2 separate regions of the Homo sapiens genome follow, and region 1 is linked to region 2. Evidence: chromatin loops called from intact Hi-C (ENCODE). Cell type or tissue: endothelial cell of umbilical vein. All regions are shown on one strand. Links, peaks and the distances in the headings refer to the core of each region. The heading gives the core; the rest is flanking DNA.

Evidence for each region. Peaks named below come from ENCODE experiments on the same cell type or tissue, not always from the same donor. Only the 100,000 strongest peaks of a DNase experiment are listed, where the experiment ranks them.
Region 1: it touches region 2 in a loop (3-fold over the local background); 3 of 110 quality-filtered maps call a loop at or near these places.

The regions. Positions count from the first base shown.
Region 1 is chr2:169,926,306-169,938,885 of GRCh38, reverse strand. It overlaps UBR3 (ubiquitin protein ligase E3 component n-recognin 3), which reads right to left. Exons shown (of 39, transcript NM_172070.4): 15 at 12,142-12,194; 16 at 11,915-12,048; 17 at 11,481-11,566; 18 at 10,018-10,159; 19 at 5,878-5,974. Among named protein-coding and RNA genes, the nearest start is that of UBR3, 110 kb to the right of the region's middle. In endothelial cell of umbilical vein, for the core only: CTCF peaks have their summits at 5,570 and 10,267 (motif pointing right); DNase peaks (open chromatin) are centred at 5,595 and 10,275.
Region 2 is chr2:170,148,673-170,161,252 of GRCh38, reverse strand. No RefSeq gene overlaps it. Among named protein-coding and RNA genes, the nearest start is that of MYO3B, 23 kb to the left of the region's middle. RefSeq lists a silencer at 5,680-5,729. In endothelial cell of umbilical vein, for the core only: no CTCF peak of the experiment used is centred there; DNase peaks (open chromatin) are centred at 3,982 and 5,972; H3K27ac peaks cover 1,302 bases.

The sequences.
Region 1 (12,580 bases), core at 2,434-10,433, 220 kb after region 2:
GAACACCACATGAATAAGAATTAAGTTGGACCACTACCTCACAGCATACATAAAAACTAACTCAAAATCGACCAGAGAATTTGATGTAAAAGCTTCAGCTTTAGTTTTATATTTTTAGGCATAAAACTCTTGGGGAAAAACATAGGTTTAGGTATCTGTGACCTTGATTTAGGCAACAGAAGGAAAATTAAATTAATTTAGGCAACAAACAGGAAAATTAAAGAAAAAAATTGGAATTCATCAAAATTTAAAACATTTGTGACCCAAAGAACACTTTCAAGTAAGTGAAAAAGACAATCCACAGAATGACAGAAAACATTTACAGACCGGGCACAATGGCTCATGCCTGTTATCCTAACACTTTGGGAGGCTGAGGCAGGCAGATCACTTAAGCTGCAGAGATCAAACCAGCCTGGGCAACACATGTAGAGACCCCATCTCTACAAAAAATTCAAAAATTAGCCATGTGTGATGGCGTATGTCTGTAGTCCCAGCTACTCGGGAAGCCAATCAGGACCACATGAGCCTGGGAAGGCCCAAGGCTGCAGAGAACTGTGATCATGCCACCAGCCTGGGCAACAGAGTGACAGTGTCTCAAAAAAAAAAAAAAAGGAGAAAGAAAATATTTGCAAATCATATAACTGATAAGTCTAGTATTCAGAATATATGAAGAGGTCTTAAAACTCAATAATAAAAAGTGCAATTAAAAAATGAGCAACAAAATTGGCAGCACCTGATACCTTTATAAATGGAGGTGGGAAGGCAAGGGGCTAAAATAAGGAGGATCGGATGAAAACTGCCTTTCCACCACTGAAACAGAATTTTGGCTACAGAACTCATCTCTGGGGAGGATCAAATAGCAAGTACAATTGAGGATATGAGGATGAGAGATTAAAATCATCATATAAGTATTTGACTCAGAGTCCCTAGGCCTTGTCTCTCAATCCGTTTACAGAATAATAGCACCAATACCATTTCCTTCTGGGCAATATCTGAGGATACTTCCCTGAGGAATCTGACCAGGCCAAAAAGAAAGATCTAACACAAGTGCTTCTCAACCAACCTGCCTACCCAAATCACCCTATATTAAAATTCAGAATCTACTAGTTCCACCAATGCACTCAAGAACTCTTAATAACAAGCAGTCAACATTGTCAGACATCTGGGGAATGCCTCTAACTTGAAAGCTAGAGACTGAACAATAGAAAATGCATCTTAGATGGATTAAAGACTTAAATGTCAGACCTAAAACCATAAAAACCCTAGAGGAAAACCTGGGCAATACCATTCCGGACACAGGCATGGGCAAGAACTTCATGTCTAAAACACCAAAAGCAATGGCAACAAAAGCCAAAATTGACAAATGGGATCTAATCAAACTAAAGAGTTTCTGCACTGCAAAAGAAACTACCATCAGAGTGAACAGGCAACTTACAGAATGGGAGAAAATTTTTGCAATCTACTCATCTGACAAAGGGCTAATATCCAGAATCTACAAAGAACTTAAACAAATTTACAAGGAAAAATCAAACAACCCCATCAAAAAGTGGGCGAAGGATACGAACAGACACTTCTCAAAAGAAGACATTTATGCAGCCAACAGACATATGAAAAAATGCTCATCATCACTGGCCATCAGAGAAATGCAAATCAAAACCACAATTAGATACCATCTCACACCAGTTAGAATGGCGATCATTAAAAAGTCAGGAAACAACAGGTGCTGGAGAGGATGTGGAGAAGTAGGAACACTTTTACACTAACTAGTTCAACCATTGTGGAAGTCAGTGTGGTGATTCCTCAAGGATCTAGAACTAGAAATACCATTTGACCCAGCCATCCTATTACTGGGTATATACCCAAAGGGTTATAAATCATGCTGCTATAAAGACACATGCACATGTATGTTTATTGCAGCACCATTCACAATAGCAAAGACTTGGAACCAACCCAAATGTCCAACAATGATAGACTGGATTAAGAAAATGTGGCACATATACACCGTGGAATCCTATGCAGCCATAAAAAAGGATGAGTTCATGTCCTTTGTACGGACATGGATGAAGCTGGAAACCATCATTCTGACCAAACTGTCGCAAGGACAGAAAACCAAACACCGCATGTTCTCACTCATAGGTGGGAATTGAACAATGAAAACACTTGGACACAGGAAGGGGAACATCACACACCGGGCCCTGTTGTGGGGTGGGGGGAGTGGGGAGGGATAGCATTAGGAGATATACCTAATGTAAATGACGAGTTAATGGGTGCAGCACACCAATGTGGCACATGTATACATATGTAAGAAACCTGCACATTGTGCACATGTACCCTAGAACTTAAAGTATAATAATAATAATAATAATAAAAAGAAAACGCATCTTAGAGGAAACAAATACTACATAGAATGAAGAAAAAAAATCTTCAAAATAAGAAAACTATCATTAATATATCAGAGAAATATGCTGTACCTATGATTATGAAGATGCTATAAAATTAACTTTGCATTTAAAAAAATTGGTTTCTGGGCCAGGCACGGTGGTTCACGCCTGTAATCCCAGCACTTTGGGAGGCCAAGGTGGGCGGATCACCTGAGGTCGGGAGTTCGAGACCAGACTGACCAACATGGAGAAACCCCATCTCTACTGAAAATACAAAATTAGCCGGGCATGGTAGCGCATGCCTGTAATCCCAGCTACTAGGGAGGCTGAGGCGGATGTATCGCTTGAATCCGGGAGGCAGAGGTTGCGGTGAGCCGAGATCATGCCATTGTACTCCAGCCTGGGCAACAAAAGTGAAACTCCATCTCAAAAAAATAAAAATAAATAAAAAATAAATAAATTGGTTTGTATATAATACTACAGTGACAACATATAAATGTAATTTTCAAAATGATCCCAATAGTCATGATGAAATATTTCAACTATTCTATTTCATTTAGCATAAAAAAAGCAATTTTTAATTTTACTTCATTTCTTTGTTTGCTTTAAGCAGTAGCCACTAAATATGTGGCACCTAGATTAATAAATTGTTCCAAAATAAAGGTTATATATTTGTTGAAGGCCCAAGTAATACATCATTTTGACTGCTCTTTTCAAAAGCATTAATAGAATAATGCAAATGAAATGCTACATGACAGAAAAAAATTATTTAAGTGACTCAAACCAACACGTAATTATTGACTAGTTTGAGACAAAAATGATATATATAAACTCATACATCATACTTTCAAACATGGGGCAGCAGCCATTAACCTTCAAGATGGGAGACAGGAGGCAACAGAAATATAAGAAATTACATATTTTAAAAAATGTACTTTACAGTTGAATTTAAAACAGATGCTTTATGAAATCATTTCTATCTTTGGAAATGGCCTAGCTCATAGTTCTAACAACACTGCCACTGTCAGACATATTTCACTGGGCACAATGGCTCACATCTATAATCCTAGCACTATGGGCGGCTGAGACAGGAAGATCACTTGAGACTAAGAGTTCAACACCAGCCTGCGCAATATAGCAAGAACCCACCTCTACAAAACACTTTTAAACAATTAGCCAGGCATGGTGGTGTGCACCTGTAGTCCTAGCTACTCAGGGGGGTAAGATGGGAAGATCACTTGAGTCCAGAAGTTGGAGGCTGCAGTGGGCTATGATCACGCCACTGCACTCCAGCCTGGGTGACAAAGTGAGACCTTGTCTCAAAAACAAACAAACAAAAAACAGACATATTTTCACTGAGCTTTTCTGAGCCACAATGTCTTCATATATAAAATATAACACTGAAATGAATGGATGGTTTTCCAACTGCTGGTTTGCTTTGTTGTTGTTGTATTGTTTTTGTTTTCTTTTTAAGAGTTGAATGCCCACTCAGGGGTATTTGGAAGGGAGTGAGGGAAGCAGGATGAGCCACTTTCACTCGCTTAAGCCTCTTCTTGCTGTTGCCCAACTCTGTCTTCCAGTGATGGCCCACAAGACGCTTTTATAAAACCTGGACTAGATCTTAAAGGCCTTTTCCAGCAATAAGAGCCTAAAATTCTAAGCATCTAAGCATCACATAAAGCAAACGGCTTACTTTCACTTAAACTCTCAGCACAAAAACTGAAAGAAATCTACTTTTCATTCGTTTAACAAATATTTACTGATTGCCTTTAAAGTGCCTGGCACAGAGCTAAATTGTGAGAACACAAAAGTTTAAATTTATCTGACCATTTTTCATTTTAGTTTGCAAGATGACCTCCAAAAGGCCTGCTTACAAATAAGAAAAGATCCCTCCCAGTATAATCAGTTAAGCCACTTTTTGTCCCTTAAAATTAAAAAGCAGATGAAAATGATCAATAGCAAACAAATCGGCCAGGCACGGTGGCTCATGTGTGTAATCCCAACACTTTGGGAGGCCGAGGCAGAGCATTCAATAAATATGTACTGTTAAATAAAATTTCCCATTTAAAATTGATTACATTATTTAATGATTCCTTCAAAGCTTTGAAAGTTTCAGCCCAATCTCAGTACAAATTTCTAGTAACTACAAAGTAAAAGAGAATAAAATTTACTTAATTCTTATACATTCAAAACAACTAACCATCATCACTACCCTGAAAAAAAGGCAGAGCCATTTAAGACTGGTGTTTATGAAGTCTCAATAAGGTTTTCCATGCAAATGCTTCTTCCCAATTTTCTTCATTTTTCAATTTTTCAACAGGAATTACTCAAATTTATTTATTCAACAAATATATTATGAATACCTACTAAGTGCCAGAATTGAGATAAGTATTAAAGATGTAGACGAGATACAGAGATAAAAATATATTCCCTCAAGGAGCTAAGAGTTAAGTAAAAGACTACAAGCAAGTACATTTTTACAAAACTATATGAAAAGCAGAAAAAGAGGGAGTTAAGAAACCAGAGAAAGAGAACCTCAGTCTAATTTCTCCAAGGGTTTAGAGAAACGGAGAGAGAGATGCCGATGGCTGAACTGGGTTGTTGTTGTTGTTGTTGTTGTTGTTATTGATTTAAAGATCGTTTTGGTTTTGTTTGGGGGAGGAAGTGAATTAAAATTCCACATTAAAAATTTTCTTCAGATATTTGTCTGTGATAGATATTTCTATTACTGCAAAGTCTTGGCAAAAGAGAAGTTTCACTTTGATAGTTATCTGGATAAGTACTAATACTTTCTCAAAATCAAGGACATTTGCATCATTTAAACTTGCTTTTTAAATGTTTAACTTTAGCTGTAGGAAAGCACAAGTAAAAGATGATATCTTGTGATATTTGGCAATATAATATTAACTATTAAGGTTTAAAAAGAGGTGAAATAATACATTTACAATGGTCTACAATTTACAATAACATACAAAATTGAATTCTGCATTTAAAAGATATCTTTCAAAATTTTTGTCTTCTGCAGTCATCAATACCGTAAACTATTTTGTTAAATATTTACAAGTAAAATTAATTTTGCTTTGGCTATTTTCCCAGTTGTCATGAACACAGAAATATGTTCACTTATTACAGACACCCGTCACCATCTCTGATGTCAGAGAATTCTATTCTCTTAACTTGTGCCTCCCCTACTGGTTCAAAAGTAGAACAACACAAAACCAAGCCTTTAATTCCACTGATGGAACAGCAACTAAATAAGTTTCTGTTTTTTAATTTAGTGATCATGTTCTAAATTTATCAGATTAACATCAAATTTTGGATAAAGATCTTAACATAAATCTCCACCAGATTATTTTTTAAACCTTAAATTATTATTTTCACCTTTAAAGAATGAAAGTATACTTTAATGAGAGCATATCATATCTGTGTTATCACTGAAATTTTTCCATATAAATATAAAATACTGTTATGATGCTAATCAATTTGATGGACTTACAATGCAGTATATCTGTCCATTGCAGACTGCACATCTCTACGGTAAACTGTTCGAAGAATGACCATGACGGGGTCAAACTCTTGATCCCAGACTTCAGCTATTATTCAAAAGAAAGTAGAAACATTGACTTCTCAGAAATAAAATCAATATTTATTGACTTATTACATTTGTTAAGTATATTTTACATTTAAAACACAGAACAATTTAATCTGATTATAGTATTTGCCTTAAGAAGCTTGATGCCATGATTACTTTTCTAAGTCAAAAATCACAATTTCATCATCAGGAATGTTCTCTTGAGTTCAGCAAGCACTAAAGAACAAAAGTTTTGTAATACAACAATGCCTCACCAGAAAAGTTTACTTCATTGTTGTTGTTGTTGTTTGTAAGGTGCCAATTAGAAAGAAACACAGCAGGTTAGGATCTCTGAGAGTATTTAAAGTTAAGCAGGGCATGATGCCTTACACCTCTAGTCCCAACTACTTGGGAGGCTTAGGCAGGAGGCTCACCTGAACCCAGGAGTTTGAGACCAGCCCAGGCAACAAAGACAGACCTCATTTCCCAAAAAAAGTATTAAACAAAAAAAGTACTTAAAAGTAAAAACATGAAAACTAGATTTAAAGATTAATGAGGCTGGACACGGTGGCTCATGCCTGTAATCCCAGCACTTTGGGCAGCTGAGGTGGGCAGATCACTTGAGGTCAGTAGTTTGAGACAAGCCTGGCCATCATGGTGAAACCCCGTCTCTACTAAAAATACAAAAATTAACCAGGCGTGGTGGCGCACACCTGTAATCCCAGCTACTCGGGTGGCTGAGGCAGGAGAAACACTTGAACCCAGGAGGCGAAGGTTGCAGTGAGCCAAGATCACGCCACTGCACACCAGCCTGGGCAACAGAGTGAGACTCAGTCTCCAAGAAAAAAAAAAAAAAATTAATGAGCTATTGATTTTGAAGAGACCCACTTTATAAGTCTTTTTTGTTTATAAAAGATTTTCTGCTCCTTTGCTAAAACTGATAATTTGTCTTCTTACCTTCTGCATAATTAGGAACCACTATCTTGTGTGTGGAATGTGTACAACTGATGGTTCACAAGATGATTTTAAGTATTAAGTATATAAAGCTTTTCATTTTAATAATTATGTAATTATTTTTAATGTGTATAATGTATATTAGAAAATTGTAACTTGCAAATAAAATTCATGACACCTCACTAATAATCACGCTTAGGAAGAGGCAAGGTTTTTTTTAAGTTAACTCATTTTAAAAAATAGTGAAATACTAAGTATATTTCAGTAGAGAGGCTATTTAGATGTGGCAAAAATCTAAAGGATAAACTGAGATAATAATTTTAGAAACCACCGCCTTAAGAGTATCTCCTTAATAGATTTTTTTCTCTCATTCTCTCTAGCAAAATTCTTAACATTTGAAAACATGGTAAGAAGCTTAAGCTTCTCCCTAACCATCCACTATAATTACAACCTTCTAGCACAAGACACTGTTAACCATTGTTAACCACTGTCCCTAGTTTCATGTAACAAGCTATTCATCTTAAAGTATCAGAAGTATGACTTAAAATTCTGAAGACAGTCCTTCACAAAGATCTTTATTAGTATTTCTAGAATCATTTATCGTCCTTTTTTTTTTTTTTTTTTTTTTTAAGACAGATTCTCGCTCTGTCACCCAGGCTGGAGTACAGTGGCGCGATCTCGGCTCACTGCAAGCTCCGCCTCCCAGGTTCACGCCATTCTCCTGCCTCAGCCTCCTGAGTTGCTGGGACTACAGGTGCCCGCCACCAAGCCCGGCTAATTTTTTGTATTTTTAGTAGAGACAGGGTTTCACCATGTTAGCCAGGATGGTCTCAATCTCCTGACCTCGTGATCCACCCACCTTGGCCTCCCAAAGTGCTGGGATTACAGGCGTGAGCCACTGCGCCCGGCCTTGATCGTCCTTCTCTTTAAAGTCTATTATTTTGCATAATTAACATGCCAAAGCTTTTATCAGAATTGCACAACCTTAGCAATGGAAGAAAACTTCAGTGATTAATTAGTCCAGTGGGCTTCAAACAGTGTTCCATGGAGCTGAATTACCACAGATGTATAACAGGGGCCACTTTAGGAGCAAGTAGATAGCAGGACAGAGAAGAAGCTAGGTTCACTACCCACACCCACTTTAACAGGAGTAAGCCAGCTTTTGTTGGTTTTATATTAATATGACAAATTCACTTAAGGCTTAGTCCCCGAAACCAGAGGCTTGTTTCAACCACTTTTAAAAGTTTAAAAACTTATTTTACAGATAAGAAGCCAAATCCAAAGATAAAAAAACTGGCTAGGCATGGCGGTTCACACCTGCAATCCCAGCACTTTAGGAGGCTGAGGCAGGAGGATTGCTTAAGCCCAACAGTCGAGACCAGCCTGGGCAACACAGCAAGGCCCTGTCTCTACAAAACACATGAAAATTAGCCAGCATGGTGGTGGGTGTCTATGGTCCCAGCTACTGGGGAAGCTGAGGTGGCAGGACCACTTGAGCCCAGTAGGTCAAGGGTGCAGTGAGCTATGATGGCGCCACTGCACTCCAGCCTGAGCGACAAAGTGAGGCTCTGTCTCCAAAAAAATAACAAAAAAAAAAACAACTAATTTCCTAAACCACACAACTAGCAAATATAATTCATATGGTATTTAAATATGACACTCAATTTCCTTGCTCTAATCTCCGAATGCCCAGTATTCCATCTCAGCATTGTTCAGAACAGTCATCTAAACAGCTTGTTTTAAAAAGCAGATTCCCAGATTTCACCCACAGAGATTCTGATGATAGCAGATAGGAGGTGAGACACAGGGGCCTGCATTCTTAATGAGGAGCGCAAGTGAGTCTGACAGAGATGTAATCGTCACATCACACTTTTATAAGCACTGCACTACACCACAGCACCACTCCACTCCCAAATTCATCTAATTTTACACACAAAATATCCTCTACACTAAAAAAATACTGTGCTTTTCTTTTAATGGAATACTTTCCAACCAGAGACTGGATTTTCTTGCTCCTTGTGAACTCCCTGAAAAATCCCAAATAAGGCTTTTCTGTTCTGCTTTGCCAAACACACACAGTACAGTGTATATTATTTACAACTTCAAAATGGGCATTGGTTTTTCATTTAGACAACGTGTTGAGGGAGTCAAGAAGCACGTAACTGCTACTTCCTTCAAAATTTTCACTTAGAGAAGTGAAAATATGAAAGTCAAACAAAAAAAGACTGTGTAAATCAAAACCTCACTTACTTCTGGCTGCTGTCAAGGATGTCAACTATGAATCTATGCGGGAGAAACCTTCCAAAACCAATCATCCACTTAAGGAAAACGTTCTGTGCATTTAACATAGGTTCAAAATGTAAGTAAGTGCTATCAGCATTCTATGTGGACTTTTTTTTTTTGAGATGGAGTTTCACTCTTGTTGCCTAGGCTGGAGTGCAGTGGCCACGATAGGGTCTCACTATAACCTCCACCTCCTGGGTTCAAGTGATTCTCCTGCCTCAGCCTCCCGAGTAGCTGGGATTACAGGCACCTGCCACCATGCCTGACTAATTTTTTTGCATTTTTAATAGAGACGGGTTTCATCATGTTGGCCAGGATGGTCTCGAACTCCTGACCTCAGGTGATCCAGCCACCTCGGCCTCCCAAAGTGCTGGGATTACAGGCATAAGCCACCACACCCGGCCTATACAGACTTTAATTTGAACTATTTCAAGTTAAAATTTGGGTCGTGAGGATTCTTTTGCTGTTTCAAAATCAAATTTGGAGAGTAAATACATTCAAAATATTTTTTAATATACATTTTGTTTTATAGTTTCTGGTTCATTTATGGTTATGATCACTTATAAAAATGAATTAGAGTTCAAATATAAATTTCCTTTATAGTTTAGAGTCATCTAAGAAGTCTTAGTGTAACATAAAGCTATAGATTTCTAAGTAATTGAAAGCAGTATCACTGTTTACCAATAAAGACATACATTTATAACAAAATGGAGAAAAGAAAACCAAAGCTTGAACGAATAAAAGGTAAACATTTTCTTTTAATACACAGAAGAATTCACCATTCAAGAACTGATATTTGAAAGAGTCCATTTATGTATATAAACATACCTTTGGGAGTATACATGCCTTGTTGCATAGAACCTCCAGGTTCAAAAACAGGAGCCTTAAAATCAGCTACAGCTGATAAAACTGATTCAAAGCTGTAACTGCCTGGAATAATGCCACTTTTGGGATTAGGATTTTCTGGAATATGATATATATGTCAAGAAAAAAATATTAGTAACAAAAAGCCAGATTTATAGCCTTTCCAAGGTACTCTAGTTTCTCATTTTGCTGAAGTAGACAAATAGTAATTGGTTGTAATATACAAAGCTGGCCACAAGAGGGCTATATAATACAACAGATCAATAATAACTGTTTTTAATTGTGATTTTTGAAAATATGTTTAATCTAGGAGCCTACTAATAAATTGTATGCTGCAGTAGTTCCCAGGTATATTTTCCCCGAAATAAATTTATCAAATTTCAGAAAACGATAGAAAAACTTTTAAAAATGTGTCTTCATTTTTACCATTTTGTAAATAACTTTTCCTTAAAAAACAGAAAGAACTTGTGAAAAATTAGCCAAGATTTTTATGAGCAAAGATTGTTTTTCCAAAAACACAAAATTTCATCCCCAAAGAAAAAAATACTAAGCAAATATAAGCAAAGAGGCAAACCAAAAAGATTCTCTCCTCACATTAAAGCACATAAATCTTTAAAATTGAAAGACACAGAGATCGTTTTTACTCTATAATAGCACTGACACATAGTTCATAATGACTGAAGGAAATCATCAGACAGTATCAAATTGAGGCTGCTTACAAAAATCAAGGTTGTCAAACAGGCATTCTAATAGGACTTATTTCACAAAATAAAAAGTTTAGCCAATTCTTCCAAACATAGTCATAAGATATACAAATACTAAATTCGGCCAGAATTTTTATCACAAAATTACTTGATAATCTTTGTGTAAAATTTTATTAACATTAACTTAAAAAGATAATCAGATTCTCATTGTATGTTCAGTCCTATACAAAGAACCACAGGTTCCCTGTTTGTACACAAAAATCTATAAATTCAAAAATCCTTTAAGACCAAATTCTACAGAAAAACCCTCAAAATGTTTAAAATCCTGGTAATAATAATCGTAAGGTATACCTTTAACTGTTAACCATGAATTGCATCCTGGCTACACAGACAAAATGGACCTAGCTGCCTTTTATAAAACGTTCAGTAATGCTGTCCACTAGGAGGTTAAATGCTGGGGTGGCCAAAGCCATCATTCAGTCCTGAAATCTACCCTAAAGTCTAAGAAGAGTTCCCCAAGAGGTAATAACAGGAGGTTAAAAAAAAAAAAAAACAGTCACCAGGCTTGAATACATACTTGAGCACACAACTGGTGTTCTTCTTTTTCTATATTATTTTTCAACTTTGAAAAAAAATTAATCAAAAAATTGATAAACTATTAATCATAAAAAATACTTATTTTAGATCCTGCAACTAACAGAAAGTAAAATTTTAAAAGGATATGAGGTCCAGCAATGAACTGTGTGTCCTGTCATTCATACACAGCTGGGCTACCATCTCGGCCCTGAGAATCTCATCATCAGACATTCCTAAAATTATTAAAAACGGAATTAACAAATCTGAGTATACATAAATTATAAAGAAAAAAACTTACCACACTTTTTACTAAGCTGTTTTACCAAATATAAGATGCTTCAAATTAAAGAGTAAAGAAGCTATGCTCCAAACATAACTGCAGTTTAACTGCTGTTTGCAGTTCCCTTAAGCAAAGGATATTCTAAAAGGTATACCTACAGTACAACATATCAAGAGTTTGAAACATTGTTTACATTTATCTACATCCTTTCCTTTTTTCCCTAAGCCAGTTACTACCACAGGGAGGGGGAGAAAGGGAGGAAAACAGTTAATGCATAAGTATTAGTATCAGTGAGTTTTACCTAAATGTAAACGAAGACTCAAAAGAATCACAAGAAATGTAAGAGCGCCTTCTAACATCGACCTCTCATGCTCTGCATCAAGTACTGTATTTTGATGTTGTGATGCCATTGTCAACAAATCCACTACCTTAAATCTACAAGAAGAAATATTTGAAACATATTTTTATAAATTAAAACAAAATTAACTGGACACTTCCTAATACCTGTCTTAATAAAATTATGCCTACCTTTCAAAGACGGATGAAATAAAATAATCTGGGTCAAGTCTAGAAGCACAAACCTTTAAAAGAAAACAAAATGCTTTATTTCTCAATATTCAGTTTTCCTTCTTCTATTAATCATGTTTTTCTATACTTTTTTTTGTTTTTTGTTTTTTGTTTTTTGTTTTTGAGACAGAGTCTCACTCTCACCCAAGCTGGTGCAACCTCAGCTCACTGCAACCTCCACCTCTGCCTCCCAGGCTCAAGCAATTCTCATCCCCCAGTCTCCCGAGTAGCTGGGATTTACAGGTGTGTGCCACCACACCTGCCTAATTTTTGTATTTTTAGTAGAGACAGGGTTTCGACGTGTTGGCCAGGCTGGTCTCAAACTCCTGGCCTCAAGTGATCTGCCTGCCTTGGCCTCCCAGAGTGCTGGGATAACAGGCATGAGCCACCACGCCTGGCT
Region 2 (12,580 bases), core at 2,334-10,333:
GGGGTATCTCAAAATGACAAAAACCTACTCGTGAAGGGATATTGAAAGTTAAAATAATTACTAGAGTAGGGCGAGAAAAGAAAGAGAGAAGCCGACAGATTCTCAGGATAGGTATTAGATTACTGGTTCCATACAACATGAAGGAGAACTAAATGATGCTGAGGTTTCTTGTGCTTCAGTCTAATCTTAAAATTAAATTAGGTGATAATGTATATTCTTCTCACTTGACTTTTAGCCGTATTTCAAAAACCACCCTCCCCATACCTTAAAATATACAAATGTAAAAAAAAATTAGTCAAACAATATTCTATTTACACATCACTTAACACTTCAAGAAAACAATAAAGTGGTGTCACTCTAACATCTTTGGTTTCAAAGTACCATGTAGGATAAATGCATTTCTAATTAAAGACTTCCAAACTTTCAAAATGAAACAAAAATTTGCAAAATGAAACTAAGAAACCAAGTAACACTTAATTTTGTTATATTTAGCCTCATGTCAGCTATTTTTGTTTTAAAGTGGTTTATGATTCAATTGGCAAATGTTTAGGGAACGTATCTCATGTGCAAAATATTATCCTAGACACGGTGGAGAAAACAAAGAGGCAAAAGGAAAAGTCTCTACTGGCATGAAGCTTATAATTAAGTTGTGTAGACAAAGCATAAGTATTGTTACAAGTTAAATAAAAATGTATAAGAATGCATTATGGGCCAGGCACTGTGGCTCACACCTGTAATCCCAGCACTTTGGGAGGCCGAGGTGGGTGGATCACCTGAGGTCAGGAGTTGGAGACCAGCCTGACCAACATGGTGAAACCCCATCTCTACTAAAAATACAAAATTAGCTGAGCAGGCTGACGCATGCCTGTAGTCCCAGCTACTTGGGAGGCTGAGGCAGGAGAATCACTTGAACCCAGGAGGCGGAGGTTGCAGTGAACCAAGATCACATCATTGCACTCCAGCCTGGGCAACAAGAGCAAAACTCCATGTCAAAAAAAAAAAAAAAAGCGATATAACAAATATCACGTGGCAGGTTGCAATTAAGTACAAAATAATAAGTGCAAGAAACTCCCAGTCTCAAGCAGGGGTCATCACTGTGGGCTGGGGAGACTGCCTGGAGGAGGAAGTCCTGAAGGGGTCCTGCAAGCTGACTGAGAGTCACAGGAGAGGGCTGCACAGCTGAGAAGCAGGAATGTGAGGCTTAAATCAAGAATCTAGAAAGCAAACAAGAGAACCAGCATAGGGGCTCTCCAGGAGGCAGTGGGATCAGCCTGGGTGGATGTTTTGGCACAACCCTGGACTTCAGTTCTTTGGGGTTTAGAAGTTTCTTAAGAGAATCTCAAATAAAATTGTCATTTTGGGACCAGGGGTCTGGTTGCAATTGGTTTATTTGTATATACTGCTTACTGTGTTCCAGATGCAGTTCCAAGTGCTTTTTAAAGATTAACTCAATTCATCTTCATGACACCCCTTTGAGGTAGGTATTAGGAAGCTAATGCACAGAGTGGTTACAGTAACTTGCCTATGGCCACACCATTAATAAGGGATGGAACCAGTATTTGCAGCCAGCAGTCAGGCTCCCAGGTCTGTCCTGCTCAGCACCATGTTATACCCTACAAAGAAGACCAGGGCAGAATGTGCCTCCTGGAAGCAGGTCAGGAGTCCCCACCCAGGGCTTGAGAACTGAGTCAGGGTGATGGTGGAAGGAGGGGAGAAGGACACTGGAGGAATAAGGAATAGGAATAGATAATATAATGACTGGTTAGATATGAGTGGGGGAGGACAGCAAGGGAGAGGGGATAGGGAGTGGGGCTAGGGGTGATAAGAAAGGAAAATTCAAAGGGACTTGGAATTTTTAATTTTTATGCTTCCCCTGGTGAGGAGCAGGTCTACTCAGGGATAATGAGTCCAAATTTTGACCCAAAAAGTATGAGCTCCTTGAAGTCAGACAAATCTCAGTTTGAATCTGGCTGTGTGGCTTTGGGAAAGTTTCACAATCTCTCTGTGCCTCTTCTCCATCTCTAATGGGAACAATTCCAATAGCTGAGGTGATGTAAATCAAGAGTCTGGCACAGTGTCTGACAGGAGAAAGCCTTCCATTCAATGTCTTTAAGCCACTGGAGGTGTGGAACCCAGAGCCTGGACATGAGTTCATGGCTAGACAATTTGGATTTGGGGATGGAGAGAAGGCAGAGCTTGAAATAATCAGGAAAACAGCAATGTGACTGCCACTGTGCTGGGCTCTTCGCATGCTTTATTTTATATAATTCTCACAACAACCCAACAAGGCCATTTAAAGATGAGAAAACTGGCTTAGGAAGGATGAGTAAGAGGCAGCTTTTCCAGCCTGGGTCTGCCTAACTCTGAAGGCCTCAATCCTCACAGCTCATTGCCTCCCCAGCTGGTGTTATGAGAGGTGAGATCACCAAGAGATCGCCAGAGACTATCAGGGTTGGGGAAGATGGATGGAGACTGAATGGGAAAAGAGACCGAGAGGGATTATGGGAGTTTCTTTCCCTCCCCAGCCTCTCGTAGTCATGGATGCCGTCTGCAAACTGTGGGTATAAGCTGGCAAACAGTGGTTTTTTTTTTAAAACACCCAAATGTCAAAAGAGGAGTTTGGCAAAGTGGCTTTGTGCATATCATCTACACCACATGGGGAATCTCCAGTCAACTCCAGATGAGGAGCTGTCTCACCTCCACCACCCAGGAAAAGCCCAGACCTGTGCCCCAGACAGCCACCTGGGGTCTGCTTTCTCTCTCTCCTGCCAATCCTATTTCCAAGGGTGGACCGGATCCCTGGTGGTCCTCTCTTTAAAGGACTTGACTCAACACAGCATTGTTCTGCACCTAAAATCTGCATCCCACCCTCCCAGAGATGTGCTCCCAGCCTGCCCCCTTCAATACGAACACAGGCCTAGAATTGGAGTAGAATTTTCCAATCCCTCTTGGTCTGGGTGTTCTGACCTGCTGGTCATTGAGCTTTTCCTGAGAAGGAGCCACCACTTCTTGTCCCAGGGTTTCCTTGCCTCCTGCAGCCCAGTAAGCCTCCATGCTTATATTCCCTGCCTATCTTGCAGGCTATTTTAATTCCTTCTGGAAAATATTTCTGATGGAGTGGTTAGTGGAGATCCTAGCCAAGGAAGGCAGAGTTTCAAAGAAAGAGTGGTCGATAGTATTAAAGTCTACAAGACAACCGAGGACCGTGAAAAGGCCATTTGAGTTAAGCTGGTAAAGGCTAATGGTGGCTTTCAAATATGCAAAGGAGGCAGAAGCCACATTGTAAGGGTTACAGAGGATCTGTAAACCACTTTCCCCTCAAAACTTGTCAACAACAAGAAGCGAAAAATAAGATGATGGAGAATGGGCCCCAAGTGAAAGTTTTCCTTAAGTTATTAAAAATCCAGGGGTTATTTTCCAGCAGAGGATAAAGAAACAGAATATAGAACCAAAGTCTAAGGTGTAACAAAATTTCCCCCTTGTTGTTGAAATATTTATATCTATTTGTCATCATGGATTAACTTTATTTTCCAAAAGTTTTAATGAGCAAGTAAAGTATATATGAATATAGGTATCTTTTCACTTGACTTTTGAAAATGATGCCCATAAAAGTTAATGTATGCAAATCATTTAAAAATTATAAGCCTTGTATGACTCTCTGACCTCCTTTGATTAAATTCGACTGGCATAAAAACAAGTAATTGAAGTATTAAGAATCAATTAACAGTGAGCTGGCTGATTGTCATTACACCTTTAATTAGCAGTATTGGTTTCAGTATCACAGTGCTATGGTTAGCAGCTATAAATGAATGGATTGAGCAGCCACCAGCTGACATTTTGAGAACCTTGATACATCATCACTTTTTCCTGCTACTAATTAAGATTTATATCTTCCACTGTATTAATACTGCAAAGGCCTTTGTGATGGAGGCAGGATTTTTCCACTGCCTTTGTTTCTGTGGGTCTCATCGATTACAGTGTACATTGCCTGGGATCACAGACTTGTAAACACCATCCCAGTGACTCAGTTCAAACAGGGTCTTCTGCTGATTCATTCAACAAACACTTACTAAAGAACGACCACATGCAAATCACTGTGCTAAATGTTAGGGCAAAGGAGGAGGAAGAGAGGAATCCAATGATGAGGGAATATAGGTATTCCCTCTATATTTAAGAAGCTCATAGTTTCAGGAGGAGATACACATAGTACTTCACTGTGATACAGTAGGATGTGAATTATAATAGGATAGAAATAATGTGAATGGGAGCACAGAAGACAGAGAAGTTAGTTCCAACTTCCAACAAGTTACTTTTTTTGTTTATTGCCACAAAGATTCAAGGGCTCACTCTCAGTCCATACAACTGGGAAGGAGAATTTTATCAGGTCATTCCATGAGCAGTCCATGGACATTTATGAAAAAGGCGACTCACCCATCTCCAGGCCATGATTCCCACTCACTGCTGAGATGGGCACTGCCTGTCTACAGCTCAGGCTCGGCTTTCCATTCTCTTGTCAGAGGGTCAGTGCTTGTGCCTCTCAGGGCATAATTTCTCTCTTCTTCCCAAAGCAACTCAATGCCAACAGTTAGAATGAACTCAACGCTCATTTAATTATGTGGGTTCTCCTATGATTAGATAAACATGCATAAGAATGACTTTGAAAGCATTTTTATAAGCTCCTTTCCAGGCCATGCTCTAAGAGATTTTATTTAAACTGATACTCTAGGTTATTTTGATGCTAGAGGTCTCCAGACCACATTTTGAGAACCAGCACTCTAGCTTTACAGCTAAGGAAGCTGAAACCAGACAGGTAAATTATCCTAGTACCTAGTTAGTATATAATAACAGCAAACGTTTATATAGCACTTACAATGAGCTAGGTATGGTTCCAGACGTTTTACACATGCAGTAGGAATTCATTTAATCTTCACAACAACTCTATAAGGTAGATATGCTTATCATCTCGTTTTATAGATAAGGAAACTGATGCACAAAGAGGTGAACTAAGTTGCTCATGGTCAACAATAAGAAAATATCAGACTTGCCCCTTGAATCCAGACTGCCTGAATCAAGAGTCCACCATCACCACTATCTCAGAGGGGCAAATGTGGGTCTGAACCCAGGTCGTCGGATGTCCATAATGGGTGCTCTCTATCACACGTGCTGCTTTGAAGGCTGTGAGTCTCAAATAAAAAGCTGGAGTTCTGCTGTTGGCCACCGAGAGACCCAGTGATTTTTCTTTCCAGGAAGAGCTGGCTTGTTTCTGAGACTTTTCCGTACCACTTCTTTGCCTCTGCAAAATTCTGTACTTTTCTTTGCTTAGGGCATCTTGAGAACCAGAGCAGCTCAACTTCAGAACTATAGTTAAGCTAAGCTTTAACTGACACATTCTTTGAGCAATTAAACTGACGCATTCTGTTAGCAATTCCAGAGGAGGACAGGAATTTAAGTGTGTGCTGAAGATTAGAACGCCTGAAATTATACTTCCAACTTTGCCTCATTGTTAAACTTTTCTTTTTTTTTTCTGCTTGAACTGACTGAGAGACCCAACTTCTCATGGAAAAGCTTGGGAAAGTCAGAAGTTCCAGTCATTAAGAAGAAAGTGTGGAAAGTCTGGTTGACAGAAACAAGCTCAAAAGCAGAAGTGTCTGACTACAAATTCAAGTGCACTTGTCTGCATGAGAGAATAACCTTCATGAGACATTTCTCTTTATGACTCTGCTGTTTCGAATCTCTGGCTGGCTGTAACAATAATTAAGCAAAGTTTTTTATTTCTGAGTCCCTTCATTTAAAAAAAAAAAACAATGAAAAAAACTCTCCATGGTCCCTTTAGTGAGCTCTTCCTTGCTGCTTTGTTACTTGGTACTGATAGCTAAAGGTTCTTATTCCAGCTGGTTCTGCAGCTCTGACTCAACTGCCAACTTCCTGACTTTCAGAAATCTCATTTCCAGATCCCTGCTGTTTTTCTGCGTGATGCTGATTGCTGGCTCTGGTTCCCAGGAGGCGCCCAAGATCGGATTAACTGCCAGCTTCCTGATGCACAGCCTTGTTATCAGCGCCTATATCCTTGTTCAGCAAAGTGCCTCTCCACCAACTTAATGTTCTTTTCACCACCCCATTTCTGCACGATGTAGTCACAGTAAGACACAGAGTGTGCAGTCCCGATCCCAGTGCTACATAATAAAGATCCAGAGCTCACTTTTGTTGCACTCATGTTCTCGCCAACTGCTGGTCACTAGACTATCAGGAACAATAAGCGCAATTTTGGAAAGGGTGATGCCTTGGGATTTTATTGCTGCACTACACTAGGACAAGGAAAGCAATTGTACTGTGCAGTGTTGCCCAGCATTTGAGAACTCTTTGTTGTTTTTGCCACATTCAAGGCTTTTTGTAGGTATCCTTTATCAGGTTTAAGAATTACAGATTACAGGCATGAGCCACAGCTAGGCACAATGGCTCATGCCTGTAATCCCAGCACTTTGGGAGGCTGAGGCAGGAAACTTGCTTGAGCCCAGGAGTGCAAGACCTCCCTGGTCAACATGGCAAGGCCTCATCTCTATAAAAAATTTCTTAAAAAATTAGTTGCTGGGCATTGTGGCATACACCTATGGTTCCAGCTACTTGGGAGGTGGAGGTAAAAGGATTGGTTGAGCCCAGGAGGTCAAGACTGCAGTGAGCCATGTTTATGCCACTGCACTCTAGCCTGGGCAACAGAGCAAGACCCTGTCTCAAAAATAATTAAATAATAATAATTTCCCTTCTATTCCTAGTTCGCTGTTTTTTTTTCATGAGTGAATGTTGAATTTTTTAAATGCTTTCTCTGCATCAATTGATATAATCATGTGCTTTTTCTTTTGACTATTAATAGGGTGACTTGCATTGATTGATTTTCACAGACTGAACTATTTTTGCATTCTCAGGATAAACTCCACTTGGTTGTGGCGTAGTATTCTTTTTTTATATTGCTGGATTGTTGTGCTAATAATTTGTTGGGGGGTTTTGTGTCTATGGTCATGAGGATATTGACCTGCAGTTTCCTTGTCTTGTTACTGCCTTCGTCTAGTTTTGCTTTCAGTGTAATGCTAGCCTCATAAAATGAGTTGGGAAGTATTTCTTTCTCTTCTATTTCCTGAAAGAAATTGTTGAGGATTGATTTCTTTTTTAAATATTTGATAGACTTACTGAAACTCTAGTTTTTAAAGATTTTTTATTATGGATTCAATTACTTTTGATAATTATAAGATCATTCAGATTATCTATTTTGTCTTGGGTTAGTTTTGGTAACTTCTGGTTTTCTGAGGACCTAGTCTGTTTCATCTACATTGACAAATGTATGTGAATAAGAAACTTATGCTTCAGTCCTGCAGCCACAAGGAAATAAATTCTGCCAACAACCTGAGGAAGTTTGGAATCAGATTCTGCACTTCCCCCCACCATCATCCACCCCCAAGCTTCTGATGAGGCCACAGCTTCATCCAAGACCCTGAGGGTTAAAACTTGGTGAGGCCCTGAAGTAAAGTAACCAACTAAGCCATACCCAGGCTTCTGACCCCTGAGATAATAAATATGTGTTGTTTTAAGCCACTACTTGTAGTAATCTGTTACACAGCATTTAAGCCACTACCTGTAGTAATCTGTAGCATAGCATTTAAACCACTACTTACAGGAATCTGTTACATAGCATTTAAGCCTCTACCTGTAGTAATCTGTTACTTAGCATTTAAACCACTACTTGTAGTAATCTGTTACGCAGCATTTAAGCCACTATCTGTAGTAACCTGTTACATAGCATTTAAACCACTACTTGTAGTAATCGGTTACACAGCATAAAAAAAAAAAAAATTGACACAGTGCAATCTTTTCCTGTCCTCTACCTGTATAACTATGATTGAAGTGAAATTTCTTGTAGACAGCATATAGTTGGTGTGTTTAGACCATTTACATTTAATATAATTATTGATCAGTTTGGATTTAGTTCTACCATCTTATTTGTTTTGTTTGTTTCTAAGTTGGATCCTTTTTAAAAATCTATTTGACCATCTCTGCTTTTAATTAGTATTAACTGGAATTACTTTCCTTTTCCCTGCCTTCTTTTGGGTTAAGCATTTTTTTATTATTCTATTTAATGTATTTGTTTTCTTACTATATCCCTGTATAGTTTTTTTTCAGTGCTTGCTGTAGTGATTACAACTTAAGCAATATTCCACTTGAAGCAGAAAAACACAAGCACACTATGAAACATTAAGTATGCGCTAATATTATGAAAGGAAAAAAGATATAGCGGAATGAAATGGAATGACATGGAATGGAAGAAAAAGGAGCCTGTGGCCTATTGTTTCGACTCAATCCAGAAATGTCAAAGTATCAAATGCTCAAAAATAAATTTTCTCTTGTAGTACTAGACTGATAAATATTAAATTCTTTCCTAGACCATGTATCTCAAGTAATTAGACTGGTTTTATGTCATTTGGGCCAGATATGATATAATTGAGAAATCTTTTTTTTTTAATTTTTATTTTCCCTTCCTGTCTAGACTCCCACACCCTGCTTAGAGGTGGAGCCTGTGTTCTGTTTTAGGAAGTCACCCCAGTCCACTGCTGGGAATCCCAGCCAAGCCATCTTTCATGGTTGGTTAGGCACTGTGTCTAGCAGACTGTACACACCCACCACTGGAAGTCCCTCCAAGAGAAAGAGTCAGGTTAAGATGGCAGTTCAGACCCTCAGTCTGGTAGGTACATTGGGGCAAGCGTGAACCAGCCTTGCAGCTCCACAGGGCCCTAAAGCAGATACCAGTCCATTCCCCATCATTTCTGTTCCACCAGTAGACCTCTCTACTCATCCTCTCTTCTTCACCTTCTGAGTAAGGCAGAGTGGTAGCCATGAGTGCCAGGCTTCTCTTCCCTCCCTGCATTAACTGTGTTCAACATTGTCCCAAGGATTTCCCCCTCAGCCACTGGGCCCTTAGCACTGTCCTCAATGGTAAAGTGGATTTCTTCAGATTCCAACATGGAATTTCCCCACACGGTCACCAAAACAGCAGAGGGTGGTGAGAGGTGACTGAACAGAGAGGCGCCATATGTGCAGCCAGGGAGGTAACTGCACAGTCTTCCTCCTCAGCCAGACACAGGCAGCACCTAGAGAGTGCCATTCGGAATTGCTTCAAAGTCCTGTAATGAAGATGACCTTTATAAAGTCCGTTTAAGATACACCTTAAAGGCAGAAGAGAGCTCAGAGAAACATGAGCATGTTCTCTCACTGTTCTGTGAGATGATTCTGACAACTCTGAGCCTATATGCTTAGGAAGGTTGTGTTCCAGTTACTCTTATATTGTTTCCTCCTTCCCATTGACTTACATATAAGTGACAAAAGGAATGAATTAATTACCTAAGTAAAATGAAGAATGTTTAATTTTCTTCCCCCAGGCCTATAAAAGTCAAAGAGGACATGTGTACAGTTGTAGTACAACATTTACAGAATCCAAGGGACACAAACAATTACTTAGTACTGCAAAGATTAAACCTCAGATGGCAAGATGGGGTTGCATGATCCTTCACAGACAGTCCCATCTGCCTGTCAATGGTTAGGCCATACACCCGGACTGGTGTGCCTCCCTCTCTCCCTTCCTTCCTCCATAAATACTTAACAATTCACTCCATACCTGGCACTATGTTAGGTACTGGGATATTTGTGACTCTGTAAGCATTAGACAACACTAATTATCCATCTGAAGCTGTTCTTTCTTTGCATAGGAACATGCTTGTAGCATATGTGGTTAGACTGATTTCTCAGCCTCTGTTGCAGTTCCATGTGGCTATATATCAACATTCTCCTCCATGGAAAGTGAGAAGTAATGTGTGCCATTTATGCCAAAGCTTTCAAGAAGTAGCTATGAGGGGATGGCGAAGCCCCAAGAGGGCAAGGAAGTAGGTCCCTGAATGTCTTTTGTGGAAAAAAGCCAGTCACTGATCAGGAACACCTGCCTTAACTATTATACACATACATTTCTTTTTTTTTTTTTTTTTTTTTTAAGTGCAAGTAATTTATTTGGGAAGTGATCCCAGGAAGCATCAGGAGAGGAGCAGGGAAGCTGACAAGGGCATGCGGGGACTCTGGGAGGCTTAGATCCTACCTCTGATAGGTCCTGAAGTATTGTGATTGACTGTCGGAAGCCTCCTAAGGTCAGCGCCACTGCCGATGCGTTGGTATTACACCTTTGTTACTCCTTTTTATCTTAACCGTTTATTTCAAGAGTTTCTTTGCTGATCTGCTCCCAGACTGGTTTGTACCTGGTACCAAAGTTAATTTTCTTTTTTTATTTTTTTTATTTTTTATTTTATTATTATTTTTTTTTATTGATCATTCTTGGGTGTTTCTCGCAGAGGGGGATTTGGCAGGGTCACAGGACAATAGTGGAGGGAAGGTCAGCAGATAAACAAGTGAACAAAGGTCTCTGGTTTTCCTAGGCAGAGGACCCTGCCGCCTTCCACAGTGTTTGTGTCCCTGGGTACTTGAGATGAGGGAGTGGTGATGACTCTTAACGAGCATGCTGCCTTCAAGCCTCTGTTTAACAAAGCACATCTTGCACCGCCCTTAATCCATTTAACCCTGAGTGGACACAGCACATGTTTCAGAGAGCACAGGGTTGGGGGTAAGGTCACAGATCAACAGGATCCCAAGGCAGAAGAATTTTTCTTAGTACAGAACAAAATGAAAAGTCTCCCATGTCTACCTCTTTCTACACAGACACGGCAACCATCCGATTTCTCAATCTTTTCCCCACCTTTCCCCCCTTTCTATTCCACAAAACCGCCATTGTCATCATGGCCCGTTCTCAATGAGCTGTTGGGTACACCTCCCAGACGGGGTGGTGGCCGGGCAGAGGGGCTCCTCACTTCCCAGTAGGGGCAGCCGGGCAGAGACGCCCCTCACCTCCCGGACGGGGCGGCTGGCCAGGCGGGGGGCTGACCCCCCCACCTCCCTCCCAGACGGGGCGGCTGGCCAGGCAGAGGGGCTCCTCACTTCCCAGGAGGGGTGGCCGGGCAGAGGCACCCCTCACCTCCCGGACAGGGTGGCTGGCCGGGCGGGGGACTGACCCCCACACCTCCCTCCCGGACGGGGCGGCTGGCCGGGCAGAGGGGCTCCTCACTTCCCAGTAGGGGCGGCCAGGCAGAGGCGCCCCTCATCTCCCGGACGGGGCGGCTGGCCAGGCGGGGGGCTGACCCCCCCATCTCCCTCCCGGACGGGGCGGCTGCCGGGCGGAGACGCTCCTCACTTCCCAGACAGGGTGGCTGCCGGGCGGAGGGGCTCCTCACTTCTCAGACGGGGCGGCTGCTGGGCGGAGGGGCTCCTCACTTCTCAGACAGGGCGGTTGCCAGGCAGAGGGTCTCCTCACTTCTCAGACGGGGCGGCCGGGGAGAGACGCTCCTCACATCCCGGACGGGGCGACAGGGCAGAGGCGCTCCCCACATCTCAGATGATGGGCGGCCGGGCAGAGACGCTCCTCACTCCCCAGATGGGATGGCGGCCAGGCAGAGACGCTCCTCACTTCCCAGATGGGATGGCTGCCGGGAAGAGGCGCTCCTCACTTCCTAGATGGGATGGCGGCCAGGCAGAGACGCTCCTCACTTCCCAGATGGGATGGCTGCCGGGAAGAGGCGCTCCTCACTTCCTAGATGGGATGGCGGCCGGGCAGAGACGCTCCTCACTTTCCAGACTGGGCAGCCAGGCAGAGGGGCTCCTCACATCCCAGATGATGGGCGGCCAGGCAGAGACGCTCCTCACTTCCCAGATGGGGTGGCGGCCGGGCAGAGGCTGCAATCTCGGCACTTTGGGAGGCCAAGGCAGGCGGCTGGGAGGTGGAGGTTGTAGCGAGCCGAGGTCACGTCACTGCACTCCAGCCTGGGCACCATTGAGCACTGAGTGAAGGAGACTCCGTCTGCAATCCCAGCACCTTGGGAGGCCGAGGCTGGCGGATCACTCGCGGTTAGGAGCTGGAGACCAGCCCGGCCAACACAGCGAAACCCCGTCTCCACCCAAAAAACACGAAAAGCAGTCAGGCGTGGCGGCGCGCGCCTGCAATCGCAGGCACTCGGCAGGCTGAGGCAGGAGAATCAGGCAGGGAGGTTGCAGTGAGCCGAGATGGCAGCAGTACAGTCCAGCTTCGGCTCGGCATCAGAGGGAGACCGTGGAAAGAGGGAGAGGGAGAGGGAGAGGGAGAGCTACATTTCTATTATGTTAGAGCCATTACACATCTTGAAGCCTTTTTAGAGATAAAAGAAAAAGCAGTTAAGCTAATCTAACTCTTCTTTTTTTTTTTTTTTTTTTTTTTTGGAGACAAAGTCTTGCTGTGTCACCCAGGCTGGAATGCAGTGGTGCGATCTTGGCTCAATGCAACCTCCACTTCCTGGGTTCAAGCAATTCTCCTGCCTCAGCCTCCCAAGTAGCTGGGACTAGCACTGCCACGCCCAGCTAATTGTTAGTATTTTAGTAGAGATGGGGTTTCACCGTGTTGCCCAGGCTGGTCTTGAACTCCTGAGCTCAGGCAATCCACCTGCCTCGGCCTCCCAAAGTCCTGGGATTA